Linked DNA regions of Homo sapiens: region 1 is linked to region 2. A link is a loop called in an ENCODE intact Hi-C map of the cell type or tissue named here. Cell type or tissue: mammary epithelial cell. All regions are shown on one strand. Links, peaks and the distances in the headings refer to the core of each region. The heading gives the core; the rest is flanking DNA. Region 1 overlaps MAP3K4 (mitogen-activated protein kinase kinase kinase 4). Region 2 overlaps LOC102724087 (a long non-coding RNA gene).

The links. Hi-C counts contacts between places; a loop is a spot of excess contacts. Peaks named below come from ENCODE experiments on the same cell type or tissue, not always from the same donor. Only the 100,000 strongest peaks of a DNase experiment are listed, where the experiment ranks them.
Region 1: a loop joins it to region 2, with 3 times the contacts of the local background. A loop is called at or near these places in 2 of 110 quality-filtered maps.

Annotation. Positions count from the first base shown.
Region 1 is chr6:161,033,076-161,042,656 of GRCh38, forward strand. It overlaps MAP3K4 (mitogen-activated protein kinase kinase kinase 4), which reads left to right. Exons shown (of 27, transcript NM_005922.4): 2 at 1,184-1,374. Among named protein-coding and RNA genes, the nearest start is that of MAP3K4-AS1, 46 kb to the left of the region's middle. RefSeq lists an enhancer at 5,717-5,786. In mammary epithelial cell, for the core only: a CTCF peak has its summit at 5,183; DNase peaks (open chromatin) are centred at 5,206 and 5,316; H3K27ac peaks cover 1,692 bases.
Region 2 is chr6:160,969,110-160,978,690 of GRCh38, forward strand. It overlaps LOC102724087 (a long non-coding RNA gene), which reads left to right. Exons shown (of 6, transcript NR_187757.1): 5 at 609-715. Among named protein-coding and RNA genes, the nearest start is that of MAP3K4, 18 kb to the right of the region's middle. RefSeq lists an enhancer at 6,714-7,428. In mammary epithelial cell, for the core only: no CTCF peak of the experiment used is centred there; DNase peaks (open chromatin) are centred at 3,192 and 5,392; H3K27ac peaks cover 2,197 bases.

The DNA of each region.
Region 1 (9,581 bases), core at 1,129-9,128, 64 kb after region 2:
ATAATGGGATCATACATTGTAGAGTAGCTTTTCTGTTTCCCTTATGACTTTGAAATAGCTTTGATTTTATATCAAGATATGAATTGCCAGGAAGAAATGGATTATATACTGGATATAATTTGGAGTTATGTTTATAAAATATAAAGCATATTTATATAAATATAAAGCATATTTTATAAATGTTCAGAAAGAGGTAGACTGTGATGGTACATATTTGGAAAGAATTTCATGATTGATTCCTTCTGTTTCACTTTTTAAGAATTGTATTTGCTCTCAATTTGTATCATTAAATTTTATTTTGTTAGCTTTGAGAAATTGAACTTTGTCAAAATAGTGATATTATTTGAGAAGTTGGCCAGGGATAGAGAATTGGCAGGCAGTGTTTTTAGAGAACAAATTAATGAGAAATTGCATTTTGAAGGTGAAAAGAAACAATTTTGTTTTTCCTCTTTTACATCATCCTTCTCCCCTGCACCTTGAGTTCTGCACTGTGGTTTTTTTCTTCCCAATTTTTTATTGTGTTAAAATACACATAAGATAAAATTTAATGTTTTAATCATTTTCAAGTGGTTCAGTGGTATTAAATACATACATAATGTCTGCACTGTAATTTTTATCAGACAACTTAGGAAATGGACCTGCCATACTTTCTTGGTACTTCGTGCTTTGCTGTGTGGATCATAGCAAAGTGCTCCTATACATTCTGTTTTCTGTGTGTTTCAAAGACAGAAAGAGGCGAGGCACTGAAGTTCAGAGCAGGACTGAACTTGCCCACTCATCAATTAAGCTGTCAGCAGCTAGCACATAAGTACATTTTTAGTTCTGTCTGATTTGTATCTTCTAGTCCTTCGCTGGTTTTTCCTTAAGGCGTAAGTTTTTAGTTCTATATTTCATTTGTGTTAGAAAGAGCTCTATAAACAAGAGAAACAGAAAGCATAACAGCTCTACCCATGTGGTACTCCTTGTTCATGGTAGGAGAAGCGGCAGTCACAATTATTACTCTCTTCAAGCAAAAGAAAAGTTCTCCTTTTGAGTTTTCACAGGTAAAAATGAGGAGGAGCACAGTGCTGAAGAGATTTTTCTGTACAAAAGTTTTACAAAGAATTATTTAAAAAATTATAAGTAAATTTGAATTCACTTAACTGTGTTGCTGAATATTTTCCCTGCACACTGTCTTTCATAGGCAAGAGGGCACATTGGGAGATTCAGCTTGCAAGAGTCCTGAATCTGATCTAGAAGACTTCTCCGATGAAACAAATACAGAGAATCTTTATGGTACCTCTCCCCCCAGCACACCTCGACAGATGAAACGCATGTCAACCAAACATCAGAGGAATAATGTGGGGAGGCCAGCCAGTCGGTCTAATTTGAAAGGTGAGTCTTGTACTTGAAAAGAGGTGTACATGAGAGGGTATGGCACTTGATTGATTCTTTCAACAATAAAGTTAGCAATTTCTTTTATTTTTAATTTGATTTTAATGCTCCTGTAAAGTTCAATTTTTTTTTGAATTATTACCATTAGTATTAATAAAATTGACACATAGTTTTCCAGAGATAGAAACGTTTGTCCTGAGTAATGGTTAAAGCCAGCAATGCACGGGCATTTGAAGAAGTGAAAGAGGGCAAATGTTTCCCAGTGTACTAATACAAGATGGCAACTGGTTACATGGGATAGATGGCCTTCTATTCTTTCAGTCTCTTAGGCTGAAGTTTCTAGATTTCCTCTGCCCAGAAGTGGTGTATTGGGGATTTGAGGAGAGACAGAGCCAGGCTGTCTTCCCCTGGATTCCCTCTGCTCTCTGCTGGTGCCCCGGGGTGCTATCTTTAGTGTGTAGGGCTCTCTTTTTCATACTAAGCACAGTGACCCCACACCTAACAACCATGACAGAACCTGCTTTCTACTTTTCTCTTTATTTAGGATCGTAAAGTCCACATATTGCTCTATTAGACACGGAGAGTTTCGTGCTTTTTCTTTCCCCCCAACCTCCTTTTAGTGGGACGTAACTGTTCTTTTTTTGTGGTAGATGAATTGAACGATACTGCGCTGCAGCCTCCTTGTACCCTACGTGATGGCCTGGAATCTTGTGGTTTTAGAATTTACCTGTTAATCTCAGCAAACCACTTGTCCTAAAACAAATGCCATATATTCCTGGAATTTATTCAGCTATTACTGCATGAGATGCGGATTTTAGTCTTCATCTTGTCTGAGAAATTTCTTCCTGTTGACCTCACACTCATTTCTACCTCTCCCTTTCTGTAGTCTGTGTTCATTCTTCCTCTTTGTTCTGCTTCCTCTTTCTGTAGATTTCTTCCATATATTGAGCTTTGATGGCTGTTAGTGGCATCTTCACTTTGCATTCCCATCAGAGCCCTTCCTCAAGAGAGCAGGAGGGCAAGAGAAGTGGGTTTTGTTGTGTTGATTTGCTTGAGTGAGATGCTATACAAGGGAAGTTCCCAAGCAGGAAAGAGTCTTTCCCACAAATGATTTTTCCACATAAGATACTTCTTATAAAATTTGATTTGCTGTAATTTTTTAACCTGTGGCCTGTACTTACCCCTTTGGAAATTTCCCACTGCAATTTGTCATCTTGAAAATCATTTATTGTACATTTTCTCAAAGAAATTTCTCAAATGACTATAGAAGTTTCTTATCTATGGTAGGAATCAGTGAAGTAGCATCTACTGAATCAACATTAGTTAATAAATATTTGCTTCGTGTTAGTAAAGTAAGAAGATGCCGGTAGTACACTTGCTTTTTCTTGTTGATTCATACTATTTTAGAACATGAGTTGAGAACACAATTTCCCCATTTTATAGATTGAGAAACTGAGGCCCAGGGCTTCAGAGCAAATCTTTTTAAGTCCAGAAGGCTTGAGATAGTGTCAGGACTATTTGTACCACTAGTTCTCCTGGTACTCTATTTGGACTTTTTCCTAGTACAAGCAACAGTGTTTACGCTTATCCGAAGGCAATATTTGAGTTGACTTTATGGTCTTTCACTAATCAGTGAGACAGCCAGTCACTAGATGTTTGTTGAGGTTCTGTTGTCCTGCTGGTCTGTGCGAGAGATAGAGGGAAAGGAAAGGATTGGCCCTTTTCTTCCACAATTTTTAAAATTGTTTATTTTATGAAATTATAGAATTTTAGAGCCAGAAGGAGCCTCAGAGATCATTTGCTCAAGTTCTTGCCGTTTTTCAGATGAAGAAGCTAATGCTCACAGACCCTTTGATTTATAGCTATCTGATAGCAGACCCAGGACACCAAAATCCTTAATAAGTTATTATTTTTCTTATTGCAAAAGATTATGTGTTTGTTGCAGGAAATTCAGAAAATACAGACAAAAGAATAAAAATCACCCATTAAACCTAATACACAAAAGTAGCTTCTTTTACCATTTGTAAAAGCCTGACTACAGACTCTCTAGCTTTTTGCTATATATGTTTATGCTGTACTATCTTTACTATTTTATAATGGCTTCTTAAATTTAATGTTTTATGAACTTTTTTTGTCACAGAATAGCCTGTACTTTTAATTTAAATGGCTGCTATATCATTTGTAGCAGCATCTTCACAGTTATCATTAGCAATTACTGGGTGCTTACTATCGGTTAATCACTGTGCTTAACACCTCAAAAGAATTATCTTTTGAATAATGTAATAACCCAGTGAGGTGTTGGTCTTATATAATACAAATTTTGAGTATCCCTAATCTACATGCTCCAGAGTCTGAGGCCTTTTGAATACAGACATGATGCTCCAAGGAAATGCTAATTGGAGCATTTTGAACCTCAGATTTTTGGATTTGTGGTGCTTACTCAGAAAGTATAATGCAAATATTCCAAAATCCAAAACACTTCTGGTCCCAAGCATTTCAGATAAAGGACTTTAAACCTGTACTTATTTTACAGCTGAGGAAACTGGCTCAGAGAAGTTTTACGGCTTTCAATTTTAAATGTCTCAGTCACATGTATATTAGAAAGTGGCTTCACATGTATGCCAGCTGGTGAACTATTTCTTGCGGACATTCTTGTTTATGAATACCAAGACAAGGTGGAAATGGGACGCCAGTGGTAGACAAGTGGGCCATTTTAATGTCTTAGTCTTGGTTGTGGTGGTTAATAGTCTTTGAGAATTTATTTGTTCTCAGACTATTGCAGCACAGCATGGTGGACAAAAGCAGAATCTTGGTTGCTTGATCACCCGGACTCCAGTCCTGGTTCCGCTATCTTCTGCGTATGCAGCCTCCATATCTCGTTTCTCTATCTGTAAAATCATCTGCCTTATAGTGTTGTTAGGATTATGTATTCAGTATTAGTTATCATCATTATTATTGTAAACTCAGGATTTCTTTTATTTTTTCTGAGACGGAGTTTCACTCTTGTTGCCCAGGCTGGAGTGCAGTGGCGCGATCTCAGCTCACTGCAACCTCCGCCTCCTGGGTTCAAGCAATTCTCCTGCCTCACCCTCCCGAGTAGCTAGGACTACAGGCATGCGCCACCATGCCCGACTAATTTTGTATTTTTGGTAGAGACGATGTTTCGCTATGTTGGCCAGGCTGGTCTCGAACTGCTGACCTCAGGTGATCCACCTGCCTCAGTCTCCCAAAGTGCTGGGATTATAGGCACGAGCAACCATGACCGGTTGTAAAGTCAGGATTTCTTCCCAACACTTACTACTTTTTTTCTTGACTTAAATCTTAAAGCAAAATTAAATAATTACATTGTTGACATATCCTTATTAAATGGTGTGCCCATTTTTAGGACCCTGAGTCTTAGATTAAATGATTGTCTCAAGTCGTGTAGCTACTGTTCCTGCTTCTGTCCTGCCTGGACTACACATTTCCTTGTATGTCTTCCTAGTCCTTCGCTTTATCTCACTACATAATGCTGCTAGTACATTTTTTTTGTTACTGTTGCTGTTGCCTGTCTTTCCTTCCTTCCATCCTTCCTTTCATCCTCTTCCTTTCTTTTCTTTCTTCTGCCTTTCTCACGCTTTCTCTCCTCACTTCCTTTTTTCCTTTCCTCCCTCTGTTCTTTCCTTATTTCTCCTCCATTCTTTCCATTGAATCAGCATTTGAGTGACTCCATAGGCATGTGCTCTTTTGGAAGATGAATAAGACCTAGTTCCAGGTCAAGTAGGGAGTACACAAATGACCAACAGTACAGGCTCATCTGGATGCACACAGGAGGCAGTATTGAGAAGACCTGGGCTTGGGAAGACTTCTGGAACAAGTGACATTTGTGCTGTGACCTCAAAGCTGAGTCAGGAAGACTAGTATTTCAGACTAGCATGTGACTCATAATAATATATTGGCCCCCTCAGTATTTTGAGGAGCTTTTTAGAATTAATTAGATTGGTCAGATTTATTTAAAAAGCTGTCCAAGGAAATGTGAACTGTTACATTATTTCTTTCTCACTGCAACAGACAAAGGATCTCTGAGTCATACTATTAACTTTAGAACTGCGGTCAGAGTTGGACTCATCTTTTAAATAGTCACCAATAACATTTGCATTTTTCAGATTATCTATTGTTGTGTAACAAACCACTGTGAAACTTAATGGCATGAAAGAGCAATTATTTTATTGCTCATGATTCTGTGGTTCAGGTGTGTAGGCAGGGTACAGGTCATCCCTGTCCCAGGATGTCTGGAGCCTTGGCTGGAATAGCTCAGTTGGCTGGAAACATCCTGGCTTGGCTGGGGCCCTAAGTCTGAGCCCTCATTTTTTTTGTCTGCATAGTGTCTGCTGGATGTCAAACATCCACGATGGCTCCCTCACTCACATATGTGTCTGTTCACTTGGGCTGAGAGAGCAGGAACAGCTGAGGGCTGCTGGCACAGTTTTCTTTCCATGTGATCTTCCTCATGGCTAGCCCAGGGTGGTCCTTGGGTAATTGGACTTCTTACACGGCAGCTGTCTTTCCTCAGAGCCAGTGTTTTGAGAGACTGAGGTGGAAATCGCAGGCCTTCTTAGGCCTTAGCTTCCGCGGTTGTGCAGTGTCACTTCTGTTGTGTTCTTTTAGTTCCATGAGGCTGGCCCAAATTCACTGTGGGAGGCGACTGCTCAAGGCAGCGGTACCAGGTCGGGTTTGTAGGTTACTTTGGGAAGTTAACTGCTACATGCATTCATTGTAAAGCTTTGGGGAATTAGAATCTGGTCAGTCATACTGTCTTTGCTTCCCCTAGCCCCGAACCCGCAAAAATGCAAAAAAAAAAAAAAAAAAAAACATCAAGTACATCCCTGAAGGAATGTAAGGACTCAGAAAGGTAACTGAGGGGACTATTTAGAGGAAGAGATAAGAACCAGCAATACTGGCTTTTTAGCTATGGTAGCCATGCTCATGAACTGATTATACAGGTATGATTCTTGCAATGTTATTACCTCTGTAGGCTCAGAGTAGCTACTATTGTCATGTATTTGTTTTTTATAATTGTAAATTCAGATCTTGAGAAAATTGATAGCCCTAATTGTGGTGCATATGTGTGATTAGACAATTGACTCATTGAAATTATTTGATGGAATTATAATAGTGCTAATTTCCTGCAAATCATTACCAGTGACATGTTAGAATGGGAAGTTATAGACAGGAGAAATTAGAGATAAAACATTGGTACTAAGAAGAATGCCTGTAAATAAGCTCTTAGTTTTGTAAAGATAAGAGAGATGCACACCATAAATACAGCATTATGGAATTTTACAAAGTTAGTTGAATTAGAACATCCAACATATAACTGCTCTTTTCCACTTAGTAATAGGTGGAGGCCATTGTTCTGTGTAAGGACATTTAAAGTAAGGTATTGTTTGGATCATTATAACCATGTTCCCTATAGTGTGTTTCCATAGTTTCAAACAAAAAATACTATTGCGGGGAGCATCTCTGTTCATTTATCTTTACTCATATATGGAGTATTTTTGTAGATTAGATACCTAGTGGTGGAATTGCTGTATTGAATGGTATGTGTGTTTTAATTTGGTAGATATTGTGCGTGTCATTCTGCAAAAGGACAGTTCATTTTGATACTCCTACCAACAATGTATGAATACCTCGTTTCTTTGTATTTTCTGTATTAGTAATATAAAAATCTGCCAGTTTAGCTGTTTAAATTTGCCTATTTCTCATTTTATATTTATCTTTACTAAGGAGAATATAGTTGGGGATTGTGGTTGAATGCATAAGGCCAGTATGAAATTTACTGGAAATATGAGGCTACATACAAGTACTATATATAGACATTTACATGGTGTGTGTGCAACCTACACACACACAGATATATACAGCTTCAGAAATGTCTCACTTGAATCACAGTATTTAATTGAATGCAACTATTTAGAAAACGTGAGGAATCAAAGAAAGTTATCAAAGCCCTATTTATATTGCAATCACGAGGATTGTGGGTCCCTGGAAACTGAATGCAGATTTTATTATGTGCATGTGTGCATTTTTGTAAGGAGTCCATGGTTTTCATCAGATTCGCAAATGTAGTCTGTGACCCAAATAAGGTTAAGAAGCATTGACCTAGATAACATTTACCATGAATTTAACAAAACTGCTCATCCTGACATGAGTTGCACTCAAAGGATAAAGCCATCAGATGCATAGCAAATTCAAAATTAGTGCAAAGGCTACAAGGTCTCTTCCACACTAGCCAAGAACAGAGATAGTCCCCCAACTCCACATTTGCTGGTTTTACAGAAAAGACTTTTTAAAAGGTCATAAATGTCAACAAGTTTGTTCAGTAAGAGGATATTATCTTTGTGCAAATAGGGATAGAAGGGAGGCAGTGACTCCTGTGAGGTCCACCCACTTTCTCCCCATTGATCAAACACTGTTCTGCATGCTGCTGGCCAGTGGGTTCTGCAGGTGCAGTTAACCTCCCTAACCTGTTGATGTTGAGTTAATGAAAGGGAGATTGTCTTCCACGGGCTGGCTTAATCAGAAGCCTGGGAGCCACCTGGAGGAGAAGGTGAAGCAGCCATGTCCAGAGTGTGAGTAGGAGAAGGCTTTGGGTAGGAGAAGGCCAAGGTGGAGCAGAGCTAGAACTGCTGCCCTGGAAGGAGGGCCTGGTGGCTTCCAGCCCAAGGAATAGCAGGAGGACCAGCCCTACCTCCAGCACCTGCCCAAGGAACATATAGCTCTAGGATTCACTTTCTCAGGACCCAACCTGACTACCTATCGGCAAATCCATGAATGCTGACCACGCTGATGCCTTCCCAGCACCTGTCTGTGGGTAACTATCTCTTAACAGGAGCCCCTGGGGGCTGGAGTGCAGGCTACTGGCATCTCTACGCTGCCAGTCATCCCTGGTCCTTCCCCTAACCCTGCCGAGGCCCAGGACCCTCAGCCCACAGGCATCTGTGAGGGAGCAAGGAAGTGAACCCCTGAGATACGGCCATTTGCAGGGCTGTCGCATGGAGGACTTGCCTCTAGGGGCTCAGCTGGTATGGGGGCAAGGGTAGGGCCAGGAGCCTGTTGTCGGCTAAGGCTCCAGAGAGGACCACGGCCATTGCAGCAGCAGCTTTAGATCTGGTGACTTTCAGGAGCACAGGAAATCATCTTCCTGATGCCTCGGACATGGCCCCCAGGTGCACTTGGGCCTCAAGTGGGGCTGCCCTGTGCAGCCACTCCCACTACAGCTTGTGCAGGGCTTTAAGCCCAGTGCCTTGTCTTGGACCTTTTAGACCAGTGTGGCTGTTACATAGAGAGTTGACGAGCAGAAACTGGTATCTCCACTTCAGGTGTGGGCTACTTGTGATACCAGACGGACAGAAGGTGGACAGACTCCAACCATGGACAGGCAGATGCTCTCAGGGAGGGTAAAGGCCTTGAGTTATTGTTTCTTTTTTTTTTTTTCTTTTTTTTTTTTTTAGAGATGGGGTCTCGCTATGTTGCCCAGACTGGCCCGGAACCTCTGGACTCAAGTGATCCTCCCGCCTCAGCTTCCAGAGTAGCTGACCCTCCTGGTGCGTGTCACCACCACAAGTTTCAGGCCTTCTTTTAAAGGGCTTTTATGTGATTAAGTCAGGCCCACTCAAGAAAATCTCCCTTTTGATTAAACAAAAATGAGCTGGCTAAGGACTTGAATTATATCTACACAGTCCCTTCTTAGCAGCAGGATGTTAGTGTATGTTTGAACAGTGGAGAGAAGAGGCTGTGTACTACAAAATGGCTGCTGCATCTCATGGCCCAGCCTTCACCAAAAGCTGAAAATTCCTGTCTTATTGGGAAAACTTTCTTAATTTATATGATAGTTTAAAAAAAGGCATTTTATCTAAAGACTGTGTTTGAGTGTTGGGTAAGGATGATTAGCTCTGCATTACCTGAAAGTCTGCTATCTGACGTCCCAGTTGATGTAACCTACCAGGTAAACTCGAGTGAACTCAGTGAACAGGCTTGATTTCATACTGTGGTGAGTGTTAAGTTTAACACCACAGGAGCTAGCTGCGGTGTTATTTGAGATTATGCTTTTGGATAATGGTAGTCATTACCAATTTATAGCAATTAAGATTTTGATACGTTTTGGACAATATTTAGTCAAATATAACTGTTTGTTCTTAAGGTTGGTTTAAGAGACAGTCAAACCA
Region 2 (9,581 bases), core at 1,013-9,012:
CCTAGCTACTTGGGAGGCTGAGGCAGGAGACTCACTTGAACCCAGGAAGTGGAGGTTGCAGTGAGCTGAGATCACGCCACTGAACTTCTGCCTGGGTGACAGAGCAAGACTCTATCTCAAAAAAAAACAGGCTCAGAGAGTTGCCTTACCCCTTCTACCAGGTGAGGACACAGCAAGAAGGCACTGCTTATGAACTGGGAAGCAGCCCACACCAGAAACCAAATATGCCAGTGCCTTGGTCTTGAACTTCCCAGCCTCCAGAACTGTGAGAATGACATTTCTGTTGTTTATAAGCCACCAATTTATGGTATTTTGTGATAGCAGCCTAAACAGACTAAGACAAGTGGTATGATTATTCTTACATTAAACCAAAACCCTTCATAACTGGCATAAGATACAAAAATATCTTCTTCTACCTCTTTGGTATCATTCACAGCATTGACAAAGATGCAGTAAGTGGGTGTTCCATCTACTGCTCAATAAGTGGGTGTTGGTCAGTAGAATACCTCCTCTTTCCCTATGTCCCTCAGCTCAGTAATAGCAAGATATTTAAAGATCTATGAAATTAGGGAATACATTGTCACCTGGAATTTTGTTGTGATTTGCAGTCTGCAAGAAGAACATTGTGTGAGAAATATCAAGTGAGAGTGGAAGAGTCTGCGGAGGGCCTCCCTGGGGCTCACCTGTGCTTTTGCCTGAGCTTCACCGTGTCAAGGTAAACTGAGTCAGAAAACCATGTGGGCAAAAAGCATCTCCAGTTTTTTTTTAAAGCTCAAGTACTGTGAAGAAATATGTTACAGCTTGTTTTGAAGGAGTCCATAAAAAAAGTCTCAAAGAGGCTGGGCGTGGTGGCTCACGCCTGTAATCCCAGAACTTTGGGAGGCCGAGGCGGGTGGATCACGAGGTCAGGAGATCGAGACCATCCTGGCTAATGCGGTGAAACCCCATCTCTACTAAAAATACAAAAAATTAGCCGGGTGTGGTGGCGGTCGCCTGTAGTCCCAGCTAGTTGGGAGGCTGAGGCAGGAGAATGGTGTGAACCCGGGAGGTGGAGCTTGCAGTGAGCCAAGATCGTGCCACTGCATTCCAGCCTGGGCGACAGAGCCAGACTCTGTCCCCCCCAAAAAAAAAAAAAAGAAAAAAAGAAAAGAAAAGTCTCAAAGAATAGTTTTCCTAAGAGTTAAAGGTGTAAAAGACAGCAAATGAATCTGGTCTGCTTGTCCCCAGCCCTATATACTCAACTGAGACCAACAGAAAGAAACCATGCAATTTAGGAAGATACATTTTAAAGTTTAACTGCAAGCCAAAAATATAAAAATGAGTCCTGCTCTAATTGTGAATTGCAAGTAGAGCCAAGAAAACCTGTATCTAGTTTAGAAGTCAAGACCTCTGGAGATGGGGAAAGCTTAGAAGTCACTTGTATTAGCCTGTTCTCACACTGCTAGTAAAGACATACCCAAGACTGGGTAATTTATAAAGGAAAGAGGTTTAATAGACTCACAGTTCCATATGACTGGGGAAGCTTCACAATCATGGCAGAAGGCAAAGGAAAAGCAAAGGCACGTATTAAATGGCAGCAGGCAAGAGAGCTTGTGCAGGGGAACTCTCATTTATAAAACCATCAGCTCTCGTGAGACTTATTCGTTACCACAAGAACAACATGGGGGAAAGTGCCCCCATGATTCAATTATCTCCACCTGGCTCTGCCCTTAACACATGGGGATTATTACAATTCCAGGTGAGATTTGGGTGGCGACACAGCCAAACCATATCGCCATTCAAAAGAGAGTTGCAGAGGTGGGTGTAGCTTTGGAAAATAGGTCTAATGAGCAAAGAATATGGTAGTTTATGTTATTTTTCTGAGGAAAAGCGAGGAAGTTAGTCGTGATTTAAAATACATGGACATTATTGTACTAGTGTACAGCAGGATTCCATCTGTACTAATGCTGGACAGAATGAATGGTCTTAATTGATCTTAAATGTGGATTTAGGTTTAAAGCTAAAAGAATTTCAAGTCTGAATTGTAAACCACTGGTCTGGGCTAGCAGTGGAAGGTGAATATCTTTCTTCCTGGAAGTCATTCCATCCACTAAGCTCTTAGCTACCTGTGACAGTTTGAAGGTGTTCCATTAGATGAAACTGAGTCCTTGGCCATGCTCATTGGAAGGCAGCACACTACACATAGCGGTCCTCTCTAAAAACAGTGACCTTGACCTGCACAAACCATTTTGACAACAGCTGTCCTAAATTTAGGGTGCTTCATCTGTGTCTTATTAGTTCTCAAAACACACAGGGAGGTAGGAGGGATGCAGTTACTCATTCTTTTACAGGACTGAGTTTGAGAAAATGAAATATAGAGCTTCAGGAATTGGCCCTCATTTGCATAAGTGGATCCAGGGTCACAAAGAAAATGCTTTCTGTAAAATATAAAGCTGTTCCTTAAGGCTGTGAGACAATTTGCAGGAAAAACTTTTGAATGTTACGCTTTCTGAATTGCAGCAAATACATTTTAATTCAAAACTCCTTGCACGTGACCAGTATAAAATACCCATGACTGAGGCAATGTTTCACATTTCCACAGGGTCATTCTTCAGTAGTTGATGAAGGCACAAAAATGCACTATGTTGGATCATTAGATCTGTGGAGCCCACAGAGCCCTCCACACCTTGCCACAAATCAGAATACAAATTTGTCTGATCAGCTAGGCATGGCTCATGCCTGGAATCCCAGCACTTTGGAAGGCTGAGGCAGGAGGATTGCTTGAGTCCAGGAGTTCAAGACCAGCCTGGGCAACGTAGTGGTACCTCCTCTCTACAAAAAATAAACATTAGCCAGGAATGGTGGTGCGTGCCTATAGTCCCAGCTACTCGAGAGGCTGAAGTGAGAGGCTCTCTTAAGCATGGGAGATCGAGGCTGCAGTGAGCCGTGATCACACCACTACACTCCAGCCTAGGCAACAGAGCAAGACCCTGTCTCAAAAAACAACAACAACAAATTCTTCTGATCACATTGGCAAGATTCTGCAGCTTAAAAGTTGCATGGTTTATTCATTTCAATGAACTACAATTTTTGTTCCAATACAAACATCTCAGTAAAGCCACTGATGATCAGAACCTAAAACTACAGCTAACTGAAACCTGACTCCAATGTTGGTGGTTTTTAACAGCTGTGTATGTGGAAGCTGTGTAGCAAGTAGAAACTCATTTGCAGCAGACACAAAGGGCTGCTACTGCCATGGCCATGACTCATCTCGATTCATAAATGTAGACGTGGCTCTTAGGCACTTTAGATTGAGATACAAGTTGATTTTTTAAAAATATTTATGTCGAGCTAAGGTAAAAACATTTTTAGCATCAGAGCATAAAACAAATAACAATTTAAGATAAGCATGAGGGGCCAGGCGCGGTGGCTCATGCCTGTAATCCCAGCACTTTGGAAGGCCGAGGTGGGCAGATTACGATGCCGGGAGTTCGAGACCAGCCTGACCAACATGGTGAAACCCTGTCTCTACTACAAATGCAAAAATTAGCCAGGCATGGTGACATGCGCCTGTAATCCCAGCTACTCAGGAGGCTGAGGCAGGAGAATCGCTTGAACCTGAGAGGCAGAGGTTGCAGTGAGCCGAGATTGCGCCATTGCACTCCAGCCTGGGTGACAGAGCGAGACTCCATTGCGCGCACGCGCACGCACACGCGCACACACACACACACACACACAAAAGATAAGCATGACGGATCTCTGGCTTTATCATGATTATCTTTATTGAAAGGGTCCAAGGAGAATAACAAAGATTTCAAAAAGTTCGCTGTGTCTCTTCCAGCATCGCACCACTGGACAGTCTGGGGGCACCCGTGATTGTCATTGAGGTGCTTTTTGTTTATTTGTGGGTTCAGAAATTAGCTCATAATCCATGCTGGGCTGGTTAGGATTGGCCTCAGTGTGATGATGGTTAACCCACTGACCATTACATTCAGAGCCTCCTGCTTGTCAAGGCCACAGCCATTGCCATTGACTCCTTCAAGTTCCTTCTGCTCTCCCGGTTGCCCCTGCTCCTCTCCAGGCTGCCATGGGTGTAAATAGTTGCTCATAAGTCTTGTGGGCTGAGTCCTGGGCTTTATTATTTGACTATTTAGTGAGCCTTTTCCAGGTGCTAGTTGTTGAAGAGAATATAAAAGAAATGGGAAACCTTTGCTCCCCCAGGGAATGCAGTCCAGCCAGGGAACAAATGTAGCACACACAAGGCAATCAAGTCTCAGGAGAAGGCTGTGCGGGAGGAAGTGGCCATGTGGGCCAGGAAAGCCAGGGCGGGGGAAGAAAGGGGCCGCCTGGGAGGCTGAGGACCTCATCAGGAAGGAGATGGGGCAGCAGCTGGATCCAGAGGATGGGGGTGGTTTGGCTGGGCAGAGAGCAGAGCGGACACTTACTGTTTGTAGCTGTTACTGAAATGTCATGCGTGCTTGTCTTATCTCCCAGCTGGATTGCACACTCCTTGGGGTAGTGACCTTTCCCTTGGTAATCCGCACAGAGCCATGCATACAGTAGGAGAATAATACACCTCTGCGAAATGAGGTCGTTCTGAAAGTGTTCAGAAATAAAGTCAGGAAGTTAATTCGCAGTTATTGAAACTGCTAATATTGGTAATGAGACATCTTTTGAAAATCACTGTTATTCTCTTCTGAACATCTCAATGCATATATTCATGATAAAGCTTGACTGGTTATCTTAAATTGTTAATTGTTTCATGCTGTGATGTTGACAAGGTTTTTTCTTAAACCCAACATGAGGAATGTTTAAAAAACAAACTTTTATCTCAGCCTAAAGTGCATAAGAGCCACTTCTACAAAGCAGGGAGTGTGATTTGCAAAACATGGCCTAGAGGAACTGGCATTTTGTTTTGTTTTGTTATGTTTTGTTTAATAATTAGGAGATGAGATCATTGAACTTGGAAGCCTGATAGCAATGGGAAGCCGACTCTGGACTGCAGATGTAGAAGATCCACTGGGTGGGATTTGTCCATGTGCATAGTGTGCAGTGAGGCTGCAGTGTAGGTAGTGACGGGGCTCCCTGTCCCCACCTGCTCCCCTGGACCCAGGAACTAGAGGTGAAACTAAGAAAGGAAATTATGGCAAAGAGAAAGACTGCATGTGGAAGGCAAGGAGTATCTTCACACAAATGCGTTTTCCCTATTTTTTTTTTGTCTTCCAAAGAAAAAATGAGAGCAAACCCAGTTCCCAGATAAAAGAATCAGAATACCCTCCCACACACCTGCCCTCATGTGACTGAGGCACTTGGCCAGTTCATAAACAAGCCATGGTGATGACCTATAACAGACGCGTCCTGACCTGGCAGACCGCAGGGGACGTGAAGAAGCTTGGCCTGAAATATTCTGACGTGTCCCAGCCTCACACTCACATAGTTCCTGGGCACCCAGAAAGATGGGGCCTAGGAATACTCTTATTGAGAATCTGGCATGAATGAATCACACCAAAGACTGCCAGCTAAGTGAGAGATTTACAGTCTCCAGCCTTGAGTTCTGAGTGTTTTCAGATGTGGACAGGGTCTGAGACTCTCACGTGACAAGCCATGGGCCCTATGCCGAGGCAGACTCCTGCTCTGTGCTGCTCCTAGGGAACCACGGCAGCTTCGAAATGCATTCTAATCTGCCCTCTTATTGTGACAGTTTATATTGTACTTAGAACCTAAAATTAAGACTCTAAACTGAGAAGAGTAACAGGCTCTCCAGTAGCCACTGTGGATTTGCATGCAAAGTGCAGACTGACATTTGAAACTCTTCACTTTTTACCCGCCACTCATCTTTCCAACCTTGTCACCCAGATCATCTGAGTGGTCTCCGTCCCTGAATCCCTGCATGCACTTTTGCTTTCTGTCCTTCCCTCTCCCTCAGTTCACTCCCACCAGCCATGATTTGAATGTTTGCCCCTTCAAACCTCGGGTTGAAATTTAATTTCCATTGCAATGGTATTGGAAGGTGGGACCTTTAAGAAGTGTTTGGGTCATGAAGGCTTTGTTTTTCTTATTGTGGGAATGGGTTTGTTATCCTGGGAGGGGAGGGGGTTGACCCCTCTTGCTGCCTCTCCCTCTCCCCCTTTCTGCCCTTCCTCTATGTGATGCCTTCTGTCGTGTTATGACAGAGCAAGAAGGCCCTTGCCAGATGCTAGCAGTTTGATCTTGGGCTTTCCAGCTTCCAGAACTGTCAGCCAATAAATTGCTGCTCATTGTAAATTACCCAGTCTATGCTATTCTGTTATAGCAACATAAAACAGATTAACACACCACCCTTTCTGTCTAGTGACATCTCATTTGTCTCTCAAGGCCCTACTCAAATGCTACCTTGTGCTTGAAACTATCTGTTTAATCAGCCTCCCTTAGAGTGATCCTTCCTTCTCCTCCCAGAAAGGCCCACATATATTGCTTTAGAACAATCATGTTTGGTAAAATGAATAATCTACCAATTTTAGCTTGATGACCCATCGCTCAATGTAATTTATTAAGCTCACTTTGCCACATCAGGTACAGATTTAGACACTAAGAGGAACAGAGATGCAAAGAAAACCAATGAGCTAACAGAACACTGGACTCTAGTTTGCACACTGATGTGCAGTATTTCTAATGTACCCATAAACATATTATTATGCAACATTTATACAAAGGTTTAAATTTCATATCAATAATTATTCTCTTTAATATAGAAGTATAGTATTATATGTATAATAAATATTTAAACATACTGTATATTTTATATTTAAAATATACTTATAAATCTATTATTTGTACTTATTTCTAAATGTGAACTGAAGAATTTGTTTAAAATATAGATGCCTGGGTCCTGCCCCAGGGTTCTGATTCACTTATTCCTGGATGAGGCCAAACGATCTGTGTTTTCATGTAGAGATTCCTAGGCTAGTGGTCCAAGGACCTGCTGGGAGAGACGCAGGGGCTTCCAGACTATAGGCGAATTTAAACATTTTCTGGTTGACAATTGATTTAGTTTGTCTCAAGACCTGGCGTCAATAGAAAGAAATGTTCAGGTTAAGATAAAAGATTGTGGAGACCAAGGTTCTTTTGAAGTCTTATACAGGCTGCCCTTAGAGGCAATAGATGACAAATGTTTCCTATTCAGACCTTTAAAAGGTGCTAGACTCTTAGTTAATCTCTTGAGGATTGGGAGGGCCTGGAAGAAAAAGATCTAGCTATGTTAATAGAGATTCTTTACAGATGCAAATTTTCCCCCACATAGGACAGCTTTGCAGGGCTATTTCAAAATAGGGCAAAGAAACATGTTTTGGGGTAAAATATGACTTTCTTCCTCGTCACATAATGTTATGCCGGAGTCAGATTGGAAAGTAAGTCACAACATATAGGGTTAAATAAAACCCAGCTCATGAGAATTGATGGTTTGTAGGGCATGACTCTCCAGACCCCTTAGATAGGAATTTGGGCAAGAGAAAAAAAAAAAAATCAAAGCTTAGTCCTCACGGTCCTCTCCCAGTGCTGGACTCGGTGAGAACCCTGTGTACTGGCTAATTTTATGTGTCAGCTTGGCTGGGTTATGATGCCCAGATACATGGTCAAATATTATTCTGGGTGTTTTTGTGAGGGTGCTTTTGGATGATATTGACATTGAAATCAGTGGACTTTGGGCCAGGTGTGGTGGCTCATGCCTGTAATCCCAGCACTTTAGGAGGCCAAGGTGGGCAGATCACTTGAGGTCAGGAGTTCGAGACCAGCCTGCTCAAAATGGCAAAACTCTGCCTCTACCAAAAAATACAAAAATTACTGGTTGGCCTGAAGTCCAAGCTACTCAGGAGGTTGAGGTAGGAGAATCTCTTGAACCCAGGAGGCAGAAGTTGCAGACAGCTAAGATCACACCAGTGAACTCCAGCATAGGGGACAGAGTAAGAGCCTGCCTCAAAAAAAAAAAAAAAAAAAAAAAAATTCCATGGATTTTGAAAGTAGTTTGCCCTCCATAATGTGGGCAGGCCTTATCCAGTCAGTTGAAGGCCTGAATAGAAAAAAAGCCTGACCTCCCCTGAGCAAGAGGGAATTGTATCAGCAGTCAGCCTTCGGACCTGAACTGCAATGTCGTCTCTTCCTTTAGTTTCCAGCCTGCTGGCCCACCCGACTGATTTTGGACTTGCCAGCCTCCATAATCACGTGCACCAATTCTTTACAATAAATTTCTTTCTATCCATGCTGTAAACCAAAAAGTGTCTGAAACAGGTCTCAATCAATTTAGAGGTTTATTTTGCCAAGGTTGAAGATGTGCCTGGGAAGAAGAGACACAGCTGCAGACAGGTCTGTGGCCTCTGCTTTTTCCAAAGAGGGTTTTGAGGACGTCAATATTTAAAGGGGAAAAAGTGAGCAGGAGGAGGAAGAGGAACAGTTAATTACGCATTTATCTTGCACTCTGTAAATCTGCATTTTATATAAGATAGAGTAGAAGAAGGTGGGGAGACAATTTCCGGTCTTGTCTTTGTCCCCTACCTGTGAAGATATGCTGTTAGTTTACATTGTCAGGGTGAGGGAGGCCACCTGGGGGAAATATGTGGCCTTCTATCTTGTAGCTATCTGTTTAGGAACAAAACAAAGGCATTTTTTTGTTTTGTTTTGTTTTTTGTTTTGTTTTGAGTCGAAGTCTCACTCCGTCACCCAGGCTGGAGTGCAATGGCGTAATCTTCAGCTCACTGCAACCTCCACCTCCCAGGTTCAAGCAATTCTCCTGCCTCAGCCTCCCAAGTAGCTGGGATTACAGGTGCCTGCCACCATGCCCGGCTAATTTTTGTATTTTTAGTAGAGATGGGGTTTCACCATATTGGCCAGGCTGGTCTCTTGGCCAGGCTGGTCTCAAACTCCCGACCTCATGATCTGCCTGCTTTGGCCTCCCAAAGTGCTGGGATTACAGGCATGAGCCACTGTGCCCGGCCTGGAAGGCTGTTTTTTTGTGTGACTCAGTTCCCAAGCTTAACTTTTCCCTTTGGCATCATGAGTTTGGGGGTCCCAAGATTTTTGTTTCCTTTCACAATGCTCTTGGTTCTGTTTCTCTTGAGAACCCTGACTAATATGCCCATGATCATTTGAACTCAGCTCCTTACTGTGGAGCACATGCAATCAAACTCCATGCCCGTGCCTCCTGGCACATGTAACAAGAGGCTCAACTCCATCAGAACCATATAGGGAACCCATGGAAAGTGCAGGTTCCTGGTCTGCCTCCTCAGAGGCTCTGACTCAGCAGGGCTTGGTTGGCTCTGAAATATGCAATTACAGAGCAGTTGGCTATTTTTTTTAGTATGTGACTCTAAATCATTTCAAAATGTGAGTTCCTCTAGTACAGAGCACTGTGAAAAGCACAAACATAAATAAAAACCAGTCCTTCTGGGGATTTCAGAAATCAAGCAAGAAATTCTATTTTGCAGTATTTTTGAGTAACAGAACCACACTGACCCATTGTGCTTGGTTGAATAGCATCACCCAAAAATACATGTTTTTCCCGGAACCTCAGAATGTGATTATATTTGGAAATATGGTTGTTGCAGAGGTAATTAGTCAAGTTAAGATGAGGT